Linked DNA regions of Homo sapiens: region 2 is linked to region 1. Evidence: chromatin contacts called from ENCODE Hi-C or POLR2A ChIA-PET data. All regions are on one chromosome and are shown on one strand. Each heading gives the region's core, a stretch centred on a gene start or an enhancer-like site at or near the end of the contact. The rest is flanking DNA. Distances are from core to core; before and after follow the strand shown.

Region 1 (3,580 bases), core at 409-2,908:
TGTCTTGGGGCTGCTTCTGCCTACCCACAGCTTCCCACCAGCCCAGGCAGCCCGGAGAGTGGAGCATACCCAGAAATGGGCTGCTGCCTCCCCGACACACTCCATATCCCTCAGAGATGCTTGCATTTCCATCCCCAAGAAAGAAGATATTTTTGGCTACTCAGTGACCCTTTCTGGAAGTCCAGGGGGATGTCTGGACACAGGGTTGGAGGAAGGTGTTATCTTCCTTAAATATGGGAAACTATGGCACAGAGACATGAAGAGATTCACCCACCATCTCTCAGCTGATTAATCACAGAGGAGGAATTTGGACCCATGTACACAATTCCCAGCCACTAAGTTTTTTTTTTTTCTTTTCCTTTTTTTTTTTTTTTTTTTGAGACAGGGTCTCACTCTGTCACCAAGGCAGGAGTGAAGTGGTGCGATCTCGGCTCACTGCAGCCTCAACCTCCCAGGCTCAAGCGATCCTCCCACCTCAACCTCTGGAGTAGCTGGGACTACAGGTGTGCCACCATTCCTGACTAATTTTTGTATTTTTTCTGTAGAGACAGAGTCTTGCCATGTTGCTCAAGCTAGTCTTGAACTCCTGGGCCCAAGCAATCTGCCAGCCTCAACCTCCTGAAGTGCTGGGATAACAGGCAGGAGCCACCTCCCAGGCCCTAGCCACCAAGCTTGACTCCCTAAGGGCTGTGGCCTTTGTCCAGCCCCAGTGGGCTTCTGGAGGGCCTCTCCTTTCCCTGTGGCTGCCTCAGGCTTCCCCCACCACTCCTGCCCTGGAGAGTGAGGTGAAGTTTTTCTTTAACCAGCTGCCAGGAGTAACCTTGGTCAGCAGCAGAGTCTCTGGGGAAAGGGTTCCTCCCTAACCTGGAGGGGCTGCCTCAGTCTATTTACTTGGGGAATGGCTGGAGGGGTTGGGGAGCCATTTGGGACAGCAGAGTGGGGCTCAGCTGGGTGACAGGGGTTGGAGGCTGGTTTAGAGCACAGTCCCCGTCCCTTAGGCCCCGTCACAGGCTCTGGAACCACCGTCTTCTCACCATAGTCAGGCTTGGGCTGGACAGTGCGGATACGCAGGTACTGGCGGAAGAGCGTCACCGATGGGTGCTCCTCCTCGGGACCCTTGCTGGTCATGGCGCTGCGCGTGGTGAGCTGGGGGCAAAGTGAATGGCTAACTACCCCTCCAAGACCCTGGAAATGGTGAGCTCCTGCACACAGCCTGTCCCCACGGCGGCTCCCGGACTTCCCACAGGGGTAGGATACCGTGTTTCGGAGCCCCCATTAAGGAGCACCCATTCTGTTTCAGGCGCTGGGCTGTCTGCTTCCAGCACATTTCCTTATTTAATCCCCAAAAGAGCCCCATGAAGTTTGTGCTCAGAATGCCCACTTTACAGAGGAGAAAGCTGAGAGGCTCAGAGAGGTTCAAGGACAGCTCATAGAGTAGCTGAGCAAGGTTTGAACCCAGACTTGTACTCCCCCCGCCCTCCTAAAAAAAAAAAAAGGCAAAAACAAAAACAAAAAACAAACAAGAAAAACCCCAACGCCTCCCAGTTGCCCGGCTTTCAAGCCACGGAGCCCCAGTCCCTCTATCCCTCCCCAGGGCCCCCACCTCACTCTCCTGTCGCTGGGCTCACGCTCGCCTCTCAGCGCCCTTCCCTGACTGTGGCCTGGACTTAGGGTCCAGCGAGGTCGCCTGCGAGGTCGCAGGCTCAGGACCGCCCCGGTCCGCCCACCACGTGGCCGAGGCCGGATGTCGGGGCGGAGACCGAAGACCGTCAGTGAGGGCCGTCCCGGCGCCAGCGGCCGCGTCGGCGCGGATGTCCCCGCCCGCCTCTGGTTCGGGCCTCAGCGAGATTACTGGAGGATTAGATCCGGATCCCGTCCCCGGGCAGCGGCCGCCGCGGCCAGCGCCGCCCCGCGAGTTGCGAGCTCCGGGCTGGCCCTGCTCTGACAGGCTCGCCCCGCCCCACACGACACGCCTGCCACTCCTGCCCCCAGGTATGCGCCGGGAGCTCAGGACGGTCCCGTCCCCTAAGGGCGCCTCCTCCTTCAGCCCCCGGATAGGGCGGGAGGAAAGGGGGCCGCCCCGAGGCTCTCAAGATGCAGAGCTGCAAAGCCCTGGGCCTGCGCCCTCGCCCTCCTCGGCAAGTCTCCAACGGCTCCCCACTGCAGGCCTCAGCCCCTCGGGGAGGTCCTCCCTGACGCCTCAGCTCCACTTGTACTGAAGTTATTGGCCAATGTCTGTCTGCCCACACTGAACTCCAGGAGGCTGTGAGCTCCACTTCCTGCAAGGTTCTGCCCGGGGCCGTGCCGAGCCCGGACAGTGCCTAGAATGGGAATGAATGCATGGACAAGAGCACGTGTGACGGTTTAAGCGTGCCACTGCGTGTGCAGTCTATCAGTGGATATGATTGTGTATGTGACAGTGTGAGATGGTGGGTGGGTGTGATGAAGTCACTGTGAATGGATGTAATTGTGACCCTGGATGGACAGTGTGAGGAAACTGGCTCTTCTGCAGCCACCAGAGGGGGAGGCTAAACAGGCACAGGTGTACCACTGGCCCCCTGCAGGCCACAGCTGCAGTTGCCCACTTGTGCCCCAGCTGCCCTTTGTACTCCCAGCCAGGTCTGCCCTCTGCTCCAGGGGCTGAGTCAGCTTGGGGAAGGGTGAGGGACAAAGACTTCAATCTCTAGGCCAAGGAGGCACGCTGTGGGAAGGGTTCTGTCCCACCTTTCCTGAGGTTTAAGTCTTGGCTGCTCACACATAACATGGGGGCAAATGGACTTTAACTCATAACAATGCTGGATAATTCTTTATTTAGTTATTTTTTTGATACAGAGTCTCACTCTGTCATGCGGGCAAATAGATTTTAACTCACAACAATGCTGGCTAATTATTTACCTATTTATTCATGCGGGCAAATAGACTTTAACTCATAACAATGCTGGCTAATTATTTAGCTATTTATTTTTTTGAGATGGAGTCTCACTCTGCTGCCCAGGCTGGAGTGCAGTGGCTCCTTCTCGGCTCGCTGAAAACTCCGCCTCCTGGGTTCAAGTGATTCTCCTGCCTCAGCCTCCAGAGTAGCTGGGATTACAGGTGCGTGCCACCACGCTGGGCTAATTTTTGTATTTTTAGTAGAGACAGGGTTTGTCATGTTGGCCAGGGTGGTCTTGAACTCCTGACCTCAGGTGATCCACCCGCCTTGGCCTCCCAAGGTGCTGGGATTACAGATGTGAGCCACAGTGCCCAGCTAATGCTGGTTTTTTTTTTTTTTTTTTTTTTTTTTTTTTTTTTTTTTTTTGAGACGGAGTCTCACTCGCTTTGTCACCCAGGGTGGAGTGCAGTGGTGTGATCTCGGTCTTGGCTCACTGCAAGCTCCGCCTCCCGGGTTCACACCATTCTCCTGCCTCAGCCTACTGAGTAGCTGGGACTAAAGTCACCCGCCACCACGCTCGGCTAATTTTTTGTATTTTTAGTAGAGACGGGTTTTCACCGTGTTAGTCAGGATGGTCTCGATCTCCTGACCTCGTGATCCGCCTGCCTCGGCCTCCCAAAGTGCTGGGATTACAGGTGTGAGCCACTG
Region 2 (3,580 bases), core at 416-2,915, 1.4 Mb before region 1:
GACCTTTTTAACGAAAGAAATGTTGCTTTTTAAGAAGTCTGGCGGGGATAGAACTCCCTATAGTCTCCATGATTTGTTTTACTTGTTAGCTAGTGCCTAACTCTTTCAAACGCTTTAAAATGCTCAACAGACACTTACCAATGAAATGAGTGATCTGCTTAATGCTTTAAATGAAGCAAGACAAATTAAACCCTTCATGGACTCTTCCCAGGGCTGGACAAAAATATTTATGTGGGTCAGACGCAGTGGCTCACGCCTGTAATCCCAGCACTTTGGGAGGCCAAGGAGGGCAGATCACCTGAGGTCAGGAGTTCAAAACCAGCCTGGCCAATGTGGTGAAACCTCGTCACTACTAAAAAAAATACAAAAATTAGCTGGGCGTGGTGGCGGGCGCCCGTAATCCCGGCTACTCTGGAGGCTGACGCAGGAGAATCGCTTGAACCCAGGAGGCAGAAGTTGCAGTGAGCTGAGATCGCGCCACGGCACTCCAGTCTGGGCGACAGAGCGAAACTCCATTTCAAAAAAAAGAAAAAGAAAAAGAAAAAATTAGCCAGGTGTGGTGGCGGGCGCCTGTAATCCCACCTAATTGGGAGGCTGAGGCAGGAGAATCGCTTGAACCCTGGAGGCAGAGGTTGCAGTGAGCTTGAGATTGTGCCACGGCACTCCTGCCTGGGCAAAAGAGCGAGACTCCGTTTCAAAAAGAAAAAAAGAAAAGGGCCGGGCGCGGTGGCTCAAGCCTGTAATCTCAGCACTTTGGGAGGCAGAGGCGGGTGGATCGCCTGAGGTCAGGAGTTCGAGACTAGCCTGGCCAACATGGCGAAACCCCGTCTCTACTATAAACACAAAAATTATCAGGGCATGGTGGCGCGCCCATGTAATCCCAGCTACTGGGGACGCTGAGACAGGAGAATCGCTTGAACCTTGGAGGCGGAGGTTGCAGTGAGTCGAGATCGCGCCACTGCACTTCAGCCTGGGCGACAAGAGTGAAACTCCGTCTCAAAAAAAAAGAAAAAAAATCCACTTGTACCTTCTGCTAATCAGTGTATATATTCAAGGCAACTTGAATCTATGCTCCTGGGGTGCAATCCTCAAGCTTGGCCCAAATAAACTCTCTGCTTGCATTTATTTTGCCCCAGAGTCTTCTTCCTTTTAGGTCGACACATCCATATCTGAGACCTAGGGTAATTTTCTGGGCTTCTCGCCTCTCCCTTTCCCCCATGTTTTTCTGTGCTCTCTAAACGGGCCCGGTAGAGTCCCGCATTTCCACATTCCACAGACATGTTTTCCTTCTGTGGCCCCGGGCCCTGCCAGACAGCGCACCGCGAGGCCGGCACTTCGGCGGTCTCCAACCTTTGCCTGGAAAGAGCTCGGCAGGCGAGCTAGAGGCCAGATCCCAGGACCCAGTCGTTTTAGCTCAGGGAAAGGAAGCGCCGGAGCTCCAGCCTGCAAGCTCCACTACGCAGCCTTGGACACCGCCCACATCGTAGGGCCGCGGACCCTGACAACGCCGGAACCCGGCGCCCGGAGCGTGCGCGCGGCGGACCAGAATGGCTGACGTACCGCCCTGCCGCGAGGCCCGCGTAGAGGCGGAAGTTGAGGGGACTGACGCAGATGGGGGAATTTTGCCTCGATGGCACTTTCCTGTCCGCGACTCCGCCCCCACCAGAGGGGCTAGGCTCTGGGATTCAAGATGGAGGCGCTGAGTCGAGCTGGGCAGGAGATGAGCCTAGCGGCCCTGAAGCAACACGACCCCTATATCACCAGCATCGCAGACCTCACGGGCCAGGTCGCTCTGTACACCTTCTGCCCCAAGGCCAACCAGTGGGTGAGTGCCGCCTGGCCCTGAGGACGGCCACCCGGCCGCTGCCGTCTCTTAAAGGGGCCGCGCGGGTTACTGTGGGGTGGGGGGGCACACTAAGAGGCCAGGGCGGTGGAGACGAGGCCAGGGTCTGGCCAAGAGCCTAGCCAGAGCCTGAGGGGTGTCGGGTCCGCTTGGGATTGGGGGATAGGAGTGAGAGAAGTGGCTCGAGACATCCCAAGGAAAAGCCAGTGGAGGGGAGGATTGGAGCAGGATCAGTCCCTTGGCGTCGGGTCTGGGGACGTGGGCGACCTGCCTTCTTTGCAGATACATTGGGAGTTATAAGACCGGTGGGGTCAAAAGGGTGCCTGAAAGCTTGTGTTTGAGGCTTTGCGGATTATTAGATAAATTATATGTACATTATCTATAAAATAAACACTCCTCCTCTCCCCCTGGCAAACGTAAATGAGAGCCCCTGTCGCAGAGGTCATTTGGGTTTAAAGTTTAAAATCCAATTAGTTTCGATTCTTGGAAGGAGGGGGTGGGTGGGTCCGGCTTTAATCGAACTACACAGAGTTTCGGAAAAGATTCCAAGGCACTTAGGAAAAGGGCTTCCGTGTTCACTGGATCCCCGAAGACCTTTGTACAAACAAGAGAGACCCTGTAAATGTGTTTTGTTCCATCTATGATGCTGGTGATGTCATCTCTGAATGCTCCCCTCGGACTCAGTACTTTCTGGCTTTCGTGCACTGGGGAGGGTCCGAAAAGTCACATTCAGTGTGTTCACTGATTCTTGTTAGCCCCTGCTTGAAGCTTTGTTAGTTGTTTAAAAAGCATAATTTCCCACTTTCTTGTAATTGACCCTTCCTAATTAACTCATTCAGCTACAGGCTTTACACTTAGAAAGTAATACGTAAATGCTTGTTGGATTGAATTCACCAATGACTGGAGTTCACATTTCAATAAGATACGAAATCCTTAAACTGACAGAACTCTGGAAGATGACCGTAGTATGTCGTTTACCCTATAATACAGTTGCATAGATTATATTTATCAGTAATTTATCGAAAATCATTTGGCATTTATGAACAGTTAATTCAGATGAAGAGTTTTTATAATCACGTTGTTTATCTTTGCCTCCTGGAAGAGAAGGAGATATGGGAAGCCACAAGGAATAAAATTGTAGATTGTTTTTTAAATGTAGCTATTTTAGACATTGCCTTAGTTTGAAATTTTATGAATCTTTTTTCTTTTCTTGGCCTATATATAAATTTTGAAATATGGATTGCCGACAAATGGTGAAGACTTGGGGCTAGAGTTTTCCTAGTTTTTCACAAAGGCTTTCAATATTTTAAAATTTTACATTGTGGAGTTCTGTTTTAAATATGAAATACAAGCTATAATAACCTGAATTGAAAAATAAGCTGCTACTGTTTATTTGGATCCTGGCACATAGAGCATGACAAAAATCTTTTCCCTCTTTATTATTTTACAGTGAGTTGTAACTTTGCATGATGTTTTTTGGTGGGCAAATTTTCTTTTACTGTAAGACAGTTGATTACCAGTTTCTTATAGTAATAACCTAACATTTTAAAGGTAAGAAAAAGCCTCTGAATCCTTAGGAAGGAAAATAATGATATTTAAGCTAGGGTAGTACTTCTGGAAGAAATCGAGATGATCAATTTTCTAAATTTTTTAATCCCAACACATTCAATATATGACTAACATTTAAAATGTTAATAATGCGTTGATTACAGTAAAATATTTAGGTCCATTGTAGGC

Evidence for each region. A loop is a pair of places that touch in the nucleus more often than their neighbours do. ChIA-PET counts read pairs that join two places held with the same protein, here RNA polymerase II (POLR2A). Pooled maps may share reads with other maps.
Region 2: a pooled map shows a loop between it and region 1 (5-fold over the local background). The contact joins the promoter of DCP1A here to the promoter of ACY1 in region 1. A Hi-C loop is called at or near these places in 1 of 168 maps with a recorded cell type or tissue (naive thymus-derived CD4-positive, alpha-beta T cell) and 7 of 50 pooled maps. POLR2A ChIA-PET finds 5 or more read pairs at or near these places in 1 of 52 experiments (HepG2).

What each region holds. Positions count from the first base shown.
Region 1 is chr3:51,981,613-51,985,192 of GRCh38, reverse strand. It overlaps ACY1 (aminoacylase 1), which reads right to left and starts at 1,658. Exons shown (of 15, transcript NM_000666.3): 1 at 1,604-1,658; 2 at 1,035-1,146. The coding sequence starts at 1,128. ABHD14A-ACY1 (ABHD14A-ACY1 readthrough) reads right to left here. Exons shown (of 17, transcript NM_001316331.2): 4 at 1,035-1,146. RefSeq lists a silencer at 1,624-2,073 and an enhancer at 3,527-3,580.
Region 2 is chr3:53,345,628-53,349,207 of GRCh38, reverse strand. DCP1A (decapping mRNA 1A) reads left to right here and starts at 1,665. Exons shown (of 10, transcript NM_018403.7): 1 at 1,665-1,825. The coding sequence starts at 1,691. RefSeq lists enhancers at 1,171-1,940, 1,476-2,066, 2,067-2,657.